2 separate regions of the Homo sapiens genome follow, and region 2 is linked to region 1. A link is an interaction called in ENCODE POLR2A ChIA-PET data of the cell type or tissue named here. Cell type or tissue: MCF 10A. All regions are shown on one strand.

What was found. Peaks named below come from ENCODE experiments on the same cell type or tissue, not always from the same donor. Only the 100,000 strongest peaks of a DNase experiment are listed, where the experiment ranks them.
Region 2: POLR2A ChIA-PET joins it to region 1 with 6 read pairs; 2 of 35 experiments call an interaction of 5 or more read pairs at or near these places.

Annotation. Positions count from the first base shown.
Region 1 is chr19:5,706,048-5,711,047 of GRCh38, forward strand. It overlaps LONP1 (lon peptidase 1, mitochondrial), which reads right to left. Exons shown (of 18, transcript NM_004793.4): 5 at 2,295-2,356; 6 at 1,650-1,779; 7 at 1,013-1,096. Among named protein-coding and RNA genes, the nearest start is that of LONP1, 12 kb to the right of the region's middle. In MCF 10A, no CTCF peak of the experiment used is centred here; no DNase peak of the experiment used is centred here.
Region 2 is chr19:6,229,949-6,234,948 of GRCh38, forward strand. MLLT1 (MLLT1 super elongation complex subunit) reads right to left here. Exons shown (of 12, transcript NM_005934.4): 4 at 622-765. Among named protein-coding and RNA genes, the nearest start is that of MLLT1, 48 kb to the right of the region's middle. RefSeq lists a silencer at 3,050-3,344. In MCF 10A, no CTCF peak of the experiment used is centred here; DNase peaks (open chromatin) are centred at 2,823, 3,723, 4,063 and 4,443.

The sequences.
Region 1 (5,000 bases):
TGCGTCCCCAGACGAAGGGGGACCCTCTGCTCCCCCAGGACTCAGAGAGAAAAGAAACGAAACCCAGAGCACGAAGCCTTTGGTTCCTTCCATCTTCTTTTGTTTTTGAGACAGGGTCTACCTGTGTTACCCAGGCTGGAGTGCAAAGGCACCATCATAGCTCACCGTAGCCTCCACCTCCTGGGCTCAAGCGATCCTCCTGCCTTAGCCTCCTGAGTAACTGGGACCACAGGCACCTGCCACACCTGGCTCTAATTTTAAAATTTTTTGTAGAGATGGGGCCAGGCGCGGTGGCTCACGCCTGTAATCCTAGCACTTTGGGAGGCTGAAGCGGGCGGATCACTTGAGGCCAGGAGTTCAAGACCAGCCTGGCCAACATGGTGAAACCCTGTCTCTACTAAAATACAAAAATTAGCCGGTGTGGTATTGCACGCCTGTAATCCCAGCTACTCGGGAGGCTGAGGTGGGAGGATCACTTGAGCCCTGGAGGTGGAGGCTGTAGTGAGCTGAGATTGCGCCATTGCACTCCAGCCTAGGTGGCCGACTGAGACCCTGTCTTAAAGTAAAAAATTCTGAAAAATGCTACGACCGTGAGGTGACCGGCCATCAGGCAGGCTGTGATCTGCCGAAAATCATGACAGCGAGCCTCAATGGCTGGGTCTTAAGAAACAGCATCTTCACTTTTCCCAGGCTGCTTTCCAATTTCCAACACTGTCCCCAAGATTACAAAGGCAAAGGAATTCTTCCCTTAATGTTGGACGGTCCTGAGACTGCTCCACCCTGGGCTCATTACACTGGGACCAGCTTTAAGCTTCCCTGTTCAACGCGGAGAGTTCCACAGCCCAGGACGACAGAGCAGATGATGGCACGAAGCCCTCAAAACCCAGACAGGCCTTCTTGGCTTGCCCTGGCCGATGCCACCGGTCCCTCCGTGTGCTCCAGAGCCTGACTGATGTCACGTGGCCCGAGGGGAAGGCCCCCAAGAGTGGCTGCGCCTCAGCCGCGGGCTCACCTCCCGCCCCAGGCGCTGCTGCAGCTTGCTCAGTTCAAATTCCTTCTTCAGCAGGGAGAGGGCCTTGTACAGCCGCTTAGGAATCTGCCGAGACAGGGAGGACAGAAAGGATGAGCAGAAGTCGGCATCTGTGTGTGTAGGGCCGAGGTTGGGGGAAAATGCGCACCCTGAGAGATGCTGCCGGGAGGACCTGGCCATGCTGTACCCAGCACAGAGGCATGTGTGCCCTCTGCCCCAACAAATCCCGTGCTGGAAACGCATCCTACGGATACTTCACAGGCCCTCCAGCTGCGTGCATGGGGACGCGCTCAGGAGTGCTGCTCACAACAGCAAAAGACTGGCAACGCCCCGGGTACACGGCCCAGAGGATCCCACTGAACCCGCAACGGTGACTCCCAACCGAAGGCTATGAAGCCACCGAAAGGCGGATGGATGTGGACCAAGACACGCAGCGGGAAATCATCTCAAAAACAGAGCCAGGGACACACAGCTGGGTGTGGATGGTGCACGGTGGAGGGACAAGGGCAGCCAGGCATGGGGGAGCTGAGGAGGAACGGGGGCAGCCGGGCGTGGGCGGAGCATAGTGGAGGTGGGGTGCAGCCAGGCGTGGGGGGCTGTGGAGGTGACGAGCACTCACATTGGTCTCTTCCAGGACGTCCTGCAGCTCATGGGACTCGGCCCCGGTGAGCGCGGCGCCCATGTCGCTCAGGTAGATGGGGTTGTCCACCACCCGCTGGCCAGCCTGCATCATCTGCAGCACTGACTCCCTGGGGGACAAAGGGAGCTGCCTCGGTGGCCAGGGCCTCACGCTCTGCTGCAGTGCAGCCCCCAAACGGGGACCCGGTCCTCAGGGTCCCTGTCCCCTGTAGCTATGGGCACGGTCTAGGGGTGCTCGCTGGGAGCCAGCTCTGCTGCTTGTTCTCCAGAGTTCAGGGCCCACCCGTCCTGGGCTGGAAAGGCATGCAGCATCCTCACGTGCAGCCACCACGGGAGCCGTGCAGTGACCTCACCTCAGCAGTCTGCTCCCCACTCCCCCAGCCAATGCCACCAACAGCTTCCGGCCTCAGCAGAAGGGGACAAAGAAACTGGGCCTGCTGAGTCGGCCCCGGGCCTCCCACCTGCCCCATGCCCCAGTGGGCAACGGGCTCCTCCACACAGGCCACTCCTTGGGGCAGGCAAGGTTTCCTCCCAGGAGGACGCTGAGGAAGCCCCCTACCCACCCAGCTGCAGAAAGAGCTGCAGAGATGCCCCCGCCTGGCCAGCTGCCCGCACAGAGGCCCACCTGTAGAGAGGGTTCAAGGCAATGATGTCCCGGATGGTCTTCACGATCTCTGCAGTCAGGGCCTGCCAAGTATGGGGCAGGGTCGCTGGGGCCCAGCAGTGCTCCAGCAGGGGGTGGGCTGGGTGGGAGCATGGCCCTGGGAGCCCCACCCACCAGCTCCATCAACTCCCTCCCCTCCGCCAACTGGCCCTGGCCACGGACGGCCTGGGAGATGGAGGAGTGCAGTCCCTGGTGGACTCACCAGTCCCAGGGACACAGGACCAAGAGAGTCAAAACTAAAACCAAACCCTGTCTCCTTACCCCTCAGAGCCTTGTCCTTAGGATAAGCTATCTCAGGGGAAAAAAAGAGACTGTGTTTTCTTTCCTCCATTTTTTAAGAGACCAAGTCTTGGCCGGGCGTGGTGGCTCACGCCTGTAATCCAAGCACTTTGGGAGGCCGAGGCGGGTGGATCATGAGGTCAGGAGATCGAGACCCTCCTGGCTAACACAGTGAAACCCCGTCTCTACCAAAAAATACAAAAATTAGGCGGGCGTGATGGCGGGCGCCTGTAGTCCCAGCTACTCGGGAGGCTGAGGCAGGAGAATGGCGTGAACCCAGGAGATGGAGCTTGCAGTGAGCCGAGATCGCGCCACTGCACTCCAACCTGGGCGAAAGAGCGAGACTCTGTCTCAAAAAAAAAAAAAAAAAAAAAAGACCAAGTCTTGCTCTGTCACCCAGGCTGGCGTGCAGGGCTGCAATCATGACTCACTGCAGCCTTGAATTCTTGGGCTCAAGCGATCCTCCCCGCTCATTTTCCGGAGTAGCTGGGACCACGGGCATAAGCAACTGCACCTGCCTACAACCAAATTTTAATCACCTGGTCTTGGCCGGGCGCGGTGGCTCACACCTGTAACACCAACACTTTGGGAGGCAGAGTTAGGTGGGTCACTTGAGGCCAGGAGCTCAAGACCAGCCTGGCCAACACGGTGAAACCCCATCTCCACTAAAAATACCAAAAAAAAAAAAAAAATTAGCCAGGTACTTTGGTGGGTGACTGTAATCCCAGCTACTAAGGAGGCCGAGGCAGGAGAATCACTTGAACCCAGGAGGCGGAGGTTGCCATGAGCCAAGATTGCGCCAGTGCACTCCAGTCTGAGTGACAGGGTGAGACTCTGTCTCCAAAGAAACCGTAATCACCTGGTCTCTAGTCTTTGGCTTTGACGCTGAACTGTCTGAGCTGACCCTGGTAGAAGGCACCAGAACAGGCCCACTGGAGGTCCGGGGCACTTGCTTTAAGAATAAGTTCAGCTGGGCACAGTGGCTCACGCCTGTAACCCCAGCACTTTGGGATGCTAAGGCGGGCGGATCACGAGGTCAGGAGATCCAGACCATCCTGGCTAACACGGTGAAACCCCGTCTCTACTAAAAAATACACAAAAAATTAGCCGGGTGTGGTGGCGGGCACCTGTAGTCCCAGCTACTGGGGAGGCTGAGGCAGGAGAATGGTGTGAACCCGGGAGGTGGAGCTTGCGGTGAGCCGAGATCACGCCACTGCACTCCAGCCTGGGCGACAGAGGCTCCATCTCAAAAAAAAAAAAAAAAAAAAAAAAAAAGAACAAGTTCGCTGCCCCTAAGGGGTCTTGCCAGTTCTAATCACATTTGTAAGTTTGGTCGCTGTCTTCCCCCTGTTGCAAGATTCTCACAGGGAATGCCCCAATGCTGAGCTGCCCAGGACAGTGTAGCCGCTGGTGGCTGTCTGAATTTTTTTTTTTTTTTTTTGAGACAGAGTTTTGCTCTTGTTGCCCAGGCTGGAATGCAATAGTGCAATCTCGGCTCACCGCAACCTCTGCCTCCCAGGTTCAAGCAATTCTCCCGCCTCAGTAATCCCGAGTAGCTGGGATTACAGGCATAAGCCACCACACCTGGCTAATTTTTTTTTGTATTTTTAGTAGACACGGGGTTTCTCCATGTTGGTCAGGCTGGTCTCAAACTCCTGACCTCAGGTGATCCGCCCACCTCGGCCTCCCAAAGTGCTGGGATTACAGGCGTGAGCCCACCGTGCCCGGCCTGAATTTTTTTATTTTAATTTTTAGATACAGGGTCTCACTCTGTTGCCCAGGCTGGAGTGCAGTGATGCGATCACAGCTCACTGCAGCCTCAATCTCCTGGGCTCAAGCGATCCTCCCACAGGTTAGACCACTGGTGTGTGCGACCATGCCCAGGGATTTTATTTTTTTTGTGGAGACAGGGGTCTCAATATTGCCCAGGCTGGTTTTGAACTCCAGGGCTCAAGTGATCCTCCTTCCTTGGCCTCCAAAAGTGTTGGGATGACAGGCATGAGACACTGTACCCAGCCAATAAAATGTTCCATTCTGTTCCTTGGCCACAGCAGCTCTACTTCAAGTGCTCAATACTCACAGGTGGCCGGGCACAGTGGCTCACGACTATAATCCCAGCATTTTGGGAGGCTGAGGTGGGCGGATCACCCGAGGTCAGGAGTTTGAGACTAGCCCGGCCAACATGGTAAAACCTCGTCTCTACTAAAAATACAAAAATTAGCCGTGTGTGGTGGCACGTGCCTGCAATCCCAGTTACTTGGGAGGCTGAGGCATGAGAATCACTTGAACCTGGGAGGTGGAAATTGCAGTGAGCTGAGATCGTTCCATTGCACTCCAGCCTGGGTTGACAGAGCCAGACTCTGTCTCAAAAAAAGAAAGAAAAAAAAA
Region 2 (5,000 bases), 520 kb after region 1:
CTGAAGGTGGCATTGCTGTTCTGTGACCAGGCCTCAGCCTGCACGTCCCTCCCTCCACGCCCCCCTCCTCCATAACCACCACCAGCCCTGCGCCCACCCTGTTGCCAAGAGCCCTCGTGGGGAACTCTGAGCCCCCACAGGGTCCGGAGGGCTCGACTCCAGCCACCGCATGGGGGTCCCGGCCACACGACTCCTGGAGAGCCCTGGTCCCAGAGCTGGCACTGTCGTCTGGCCTCCCGAAGTCAGAGGTGATGGCGATGCGCACGGCAGGGGCCCTGTGCGGAGGCCCTGCCCAGCTAGTTACAAGCCAGCTCCAGGCCCAGCCACGCGGTCAGACCAGCCTCGCGCCCATCCCTTCCCAGCACTTCCTGCAGGAAGGTGCTAATTACCCATGGCCACCCAGAAGCACAGGGTGACCAGCAACGAGTCACCTGCAGCCACCACGCCCCGGCACAGGTTGTGGAGCTCCCAGGTCCCCTCCAGCTCTGCTGGGTGCTGCCGTGTGACCTGCGCCTTGGGTCTCGGCCCCCAGCACCGACACCTCTGGCTGGGCACAGACGGCCGCAGCAAAGTAGCCTCGGTGGAGCGGCCCCTTGGCGGGCAGGGGCGGGGCACACTCACCCCGCCGGCCCGCAGGAGCTTGTACCGGAACTCCGTGGTGGGGTTGTTGAAGGTGAGCTTCTCGCAGCGCAGGTGGTTCACGGGCGGGTTGCCTTCCAGGTTCAGGAACAGGTCGTAGGTGAAGCAGACCTTCCTCGGCTCCTCCTGAAACAGAGAAAACAAGAAAGTCTGCATCAGAGGGTGGCCGTGGTGCAGGGACACAGCTCCCCATTGGCCCTGGTCCTCCCCTCTCCCTCACTGGGCCTCTGTTCCCCTCCCTCCGATTTGCGCCCACTTCTCTCTCAGGGCACCTCCTGCCCTGCCCTTATTCAAAATCGACCAGCTTACTATGTGCAGCTAACTGGGTCTTGCAGGCCCCATGGCAGAAAGAAAGCTCATTCATAGCCATGCTCTCGGACTGTTATGGGAAACATGTACCCCCTTCAACCCTCACAGCGCCACTGACAGACAGGGAAACCGACGCACAGACACCAACTAACACGTGGCAGCACTGAGACCTGCCCCAGGCCTCTGAGGCCCACAATCTCACCACCTCTATTCCCCACTTCCTTTGCAGCCAGGGCCAAGCCCGACAGACGCAGGACACAGGACACAGACTCAAACGACAGCACAGCACCCAGAGGGGGCAAAAGTACAAGGTCACGACCCAGTTTCCAGGAGGCTCTGTCCACTTTGGGTGCCGCCCCGCACCCTCGCCACCCCAGAAGACAGGGACGCTCGCCTGGCATGGGGCAGGCGCTGATGGATTTTCCGCACGAAGGTGTGAGGAGTTGACAGGGTGGCCTGGAAAAGGGCTGTGAGTGAGGGGCTGTGATGAATACAGAAAGGCCAGGAGGGCTCAGGGCAGGCAGGCTTGCAGGAAGGAGCTGTCTGCACGGGCTCCTGTGGAGGCCTAGCCACATGTGCAGGGGCTGTGTTTCTGTGAACCTTGAAATTTCGAAGCAAGACATTTTTTTTTTTGAGATGGAGTCTTGCTCTGTTGCCCAGGCTGGAGTGCAGTGGCGCGATCTCGGCTCACTGCAAGCTCCACCTCCCTGGTTCATGCCTGGAGCCTCCCAAGCAGCTGGGACTACAGGCGCCCGCCACCACGTCTGGCTAATTTTTTGTATTTTCAGTAAAGACGGGGTTTCACCATGTTAACCAGGATGGTCTCCATCTCCTGACCTCGTGACCCACCCGCCTCAGCCTCCCAAAGTGCTGGGATTACAGGTGTGAGCCACCGCGCCCAGCTGAAGCAAGACAATTTCATCTGCTTTTCCTTAAGAACCCTGCCCCATCCCAAATGATGTAAGCCACAGGTCCCAGGGGAGTGTGGGAAAACCGCACTATGACAAGCACGAATGTCACACGGAAGAAGGGAGGTTTTCATGGAAACAACGTGCATGGGCCGGGCGCGGTGGCTCACGCCTGTAACCCAGAACTCTGGGAGGTTGAGGCAGACAGATCACTTGAGGTCAGGAGTTTGAGACCAGCCTGGGCTACGTGGCGAAACCCTGTCTCCACTAAAAATACAAAAATTAGCCGAGCATGGTGGTAGGAGCCTGTAATCCCAGCTACTCGGGAGACTGAGGCAGGAGAATCACTTGAATCCGGTAGGCGGAGGTTGCAGTGAGCTAAGATTGCACCACTGCACTCCAGCCTGGGCGACAGAGAAAGACTCTGTCTGAAAAACAAACAAACAAACAAACAAGCAAACAAACATGCAGGCTCATGTCCTAACATTATGGGCAGCTGGTGCTTGACAAGGGTGACGACACCACTCAATGGGGACTGAGGAGTCTCTTCAACCAATGGTGCTGGGACAACTGGATACCCACCCGGGGGAGAATGGTGGTGGCCCTACTCCACCCACACACAGAAAACAACTCAAAATGGATCAGAGACCTGGACGTAAGCACTAACGCCACATAGCTCTCAGAAGAAAATACAGGTATCAATCACGACACTGCATTAGGCAATTGTTTCTTATAATACAACACCAAAAGCACAGGCAACTAAGGAAAATTAGATCACGTGAACTTCGGAAACATTTCAAAATTTTGGCCCAGGCATCGTGGTTTATGCCTGCAATCCCAGCACTTTGGGAGGCTGAGGCAAATGCAGAGACATGGATGAGTTGGTACCTTGGCGGGTGGGAAGTGCAGGAGTGGCTCTAACAGACACAGGGTTTCTTTTGGGGGTGATGAAAATATGCTGGAATTTAAAACTTGTGATGATTGCACAACACTGTGAATGTACTAAAACCACCACATCTGTACACTTTAAAAGGCTGAATTTTATGGTAGGTGAATCACAACGCACTTTGTTAAAATGCAGTCCACCGGGATAAAAATAACTAAGAGGATGGGCGTCCCGTGAAGGCTTCTGAGTTGGGGAACACTGCTGAGAAGCTCGAGACATCACACCGGCTCAGTCAGCAGTGGGGACGCAAGGCAGAGCTCTGGGCCCGGCGTCCTCTGCACCCTCTTTATTCTCAGCCCTTTCCCCAGCAGCCTAAGCTCGCAGGTGTACGGCCACACCCTCAGTCCTGGTGAGAGGGGACAGACCAAGGGGCTCGAGGTGCTGCAGAGTGCCGTCTCTCCCCAGCCTGCCTGCAGTGCCGGACGGCTCACACGGGTGGCACCAGGCTCCGCAAGCTCCGGGGACAGGCGCCTCCTGGGAGTCGGGGCCCAGCTAGTAACACAGTTGGCAGCGGCAGCTCCTGCGGCCGCCCAGGAGTCCCAAGTGCACCTGCATGGGAAGGAGCCTCCAGAACCACGAGTCCGGTCAGAGCAGACAAGTGAACATGAACAGGTTCCCGATCCAAGGCCAGCGGGTGTGGCCGACAGTGACCTTGTGTGGGGAAAGCCCTGATCTCAGAAAAGTGGGTCTCTGCCCCAGCCCCAGGCGGGGAGGTGTGACCTGTCTGGGCCAGGCTAGGGCTCCCTCCCCTTGTCCGAGGGGACATGTGACAGGCTTGGGTAAGGACATGGAAGGGAGGGCGGCCTAGGGAGGGCTTTCCTTCCCAAGTCATAAACAAAACTGCAGGGACAAAGTTTCTCACCACCTCTCTTTGTCCTGCCAAAACGCGAGAGGTGGTGCCTGTGGGGGCGGCTTCCACCACAGGACTATGTGGAGGGATGCCAGGCCCTGGCGCCTCTTGCCTTCTTGTCCTGTAAGAAGACCAGCCCCTACAGGAAGCCCCTGCTACACAGCTGGTCCGAGCAACTGAATGTATCCCTAACCGACACGCCCCCCGCCAAGTCCACACTTCCCCTACGCAGCTTTCCTTGAGGACTCAAATGTGGCCACGTGCCCCTCCTCTGTGGCCCCTGCCTTTAAGGAGACACTTGTCCCAGTGGGTCCCTGCCAAACTGGGAACCTGGGGCTGTGAGGACTCCTCTCCTGTCTTCCCCCGAGGTACGCAGCTGGCCTAGTTCCAAGTGAGCCAACTGAGTGAGATGCTAGGGCAGACTGGAGGGGGGATGGTCCAGCAGCAGGGGTGGGAGGGGCTGGGAAGGCTCCCTGGAGGCTGTGGTGGGGCTGAAGGATGGCCAGGAGCTGGTTGGCTCAAGAAGGGTAAGAGGTGGACGGGTGCCCAGGCTGGACCGCCAGGAGCACGCGTGGCCTCACACAGGAAACAGTGGCATGGACTGCGGTGTCCTCGCGGGACCCCCGGGCTCCAGCACAGCTGTGGTGGAGACAGGTGGTGACGCCGACCCTGGGGAGAAGGGCCTTGGCCGCCCCTGCGGAGGGGGAGCCCTGTCCGGAGGTGGAGGAGGGTTTTCAGCTCAGGAACAACGGTCACATCCATGTCTCAGGAAGCCACACCCTCCGGCCTATGGCGCAAAGGCACTTCTGGGCACAGGGCTGGCTGGAACCTGGCAGATAAAGGGGAACGAGGTGGGGGAGGAGAGCTCTTGTCCTGCCTTTCCTACAGAAGTGACACCACTAGGTGAACCCGGAGAAGGCAAGCAGCTAACCTGCACAGACTGTCCTAGCTGACCCAAGAAGGACCACGAGAGCATCCTAGCACCTCACCATCCACTTGGCCGACAGCAGAGACGTGGGCAGCCACACAGAGAGACCAAGCCTCCAGATTCAGGCCCCCAAGACACGGACACACGAGTCAGAGGGCGATCCTGAGTGCCACTGCATGTCCACAAGCAGCAAAAACCAGATGGTACCAAGCTCTGTGGGACACATGGTCCTGACTCTTCACCAAATACATAGCAAAGCAAAAAAAGAGTGCTTGAATGAAAAGGGGGCGGGAGAATCTAGAAAGGAATTTAAGAGACAAACCAAAGAATCACAGCGTGTGGATCTCATCAATGTCCTGATTCAAACAAACAAACAAAAAAAAAAAACAAGACTTTAAACACTGGCATATTGAGAGACTA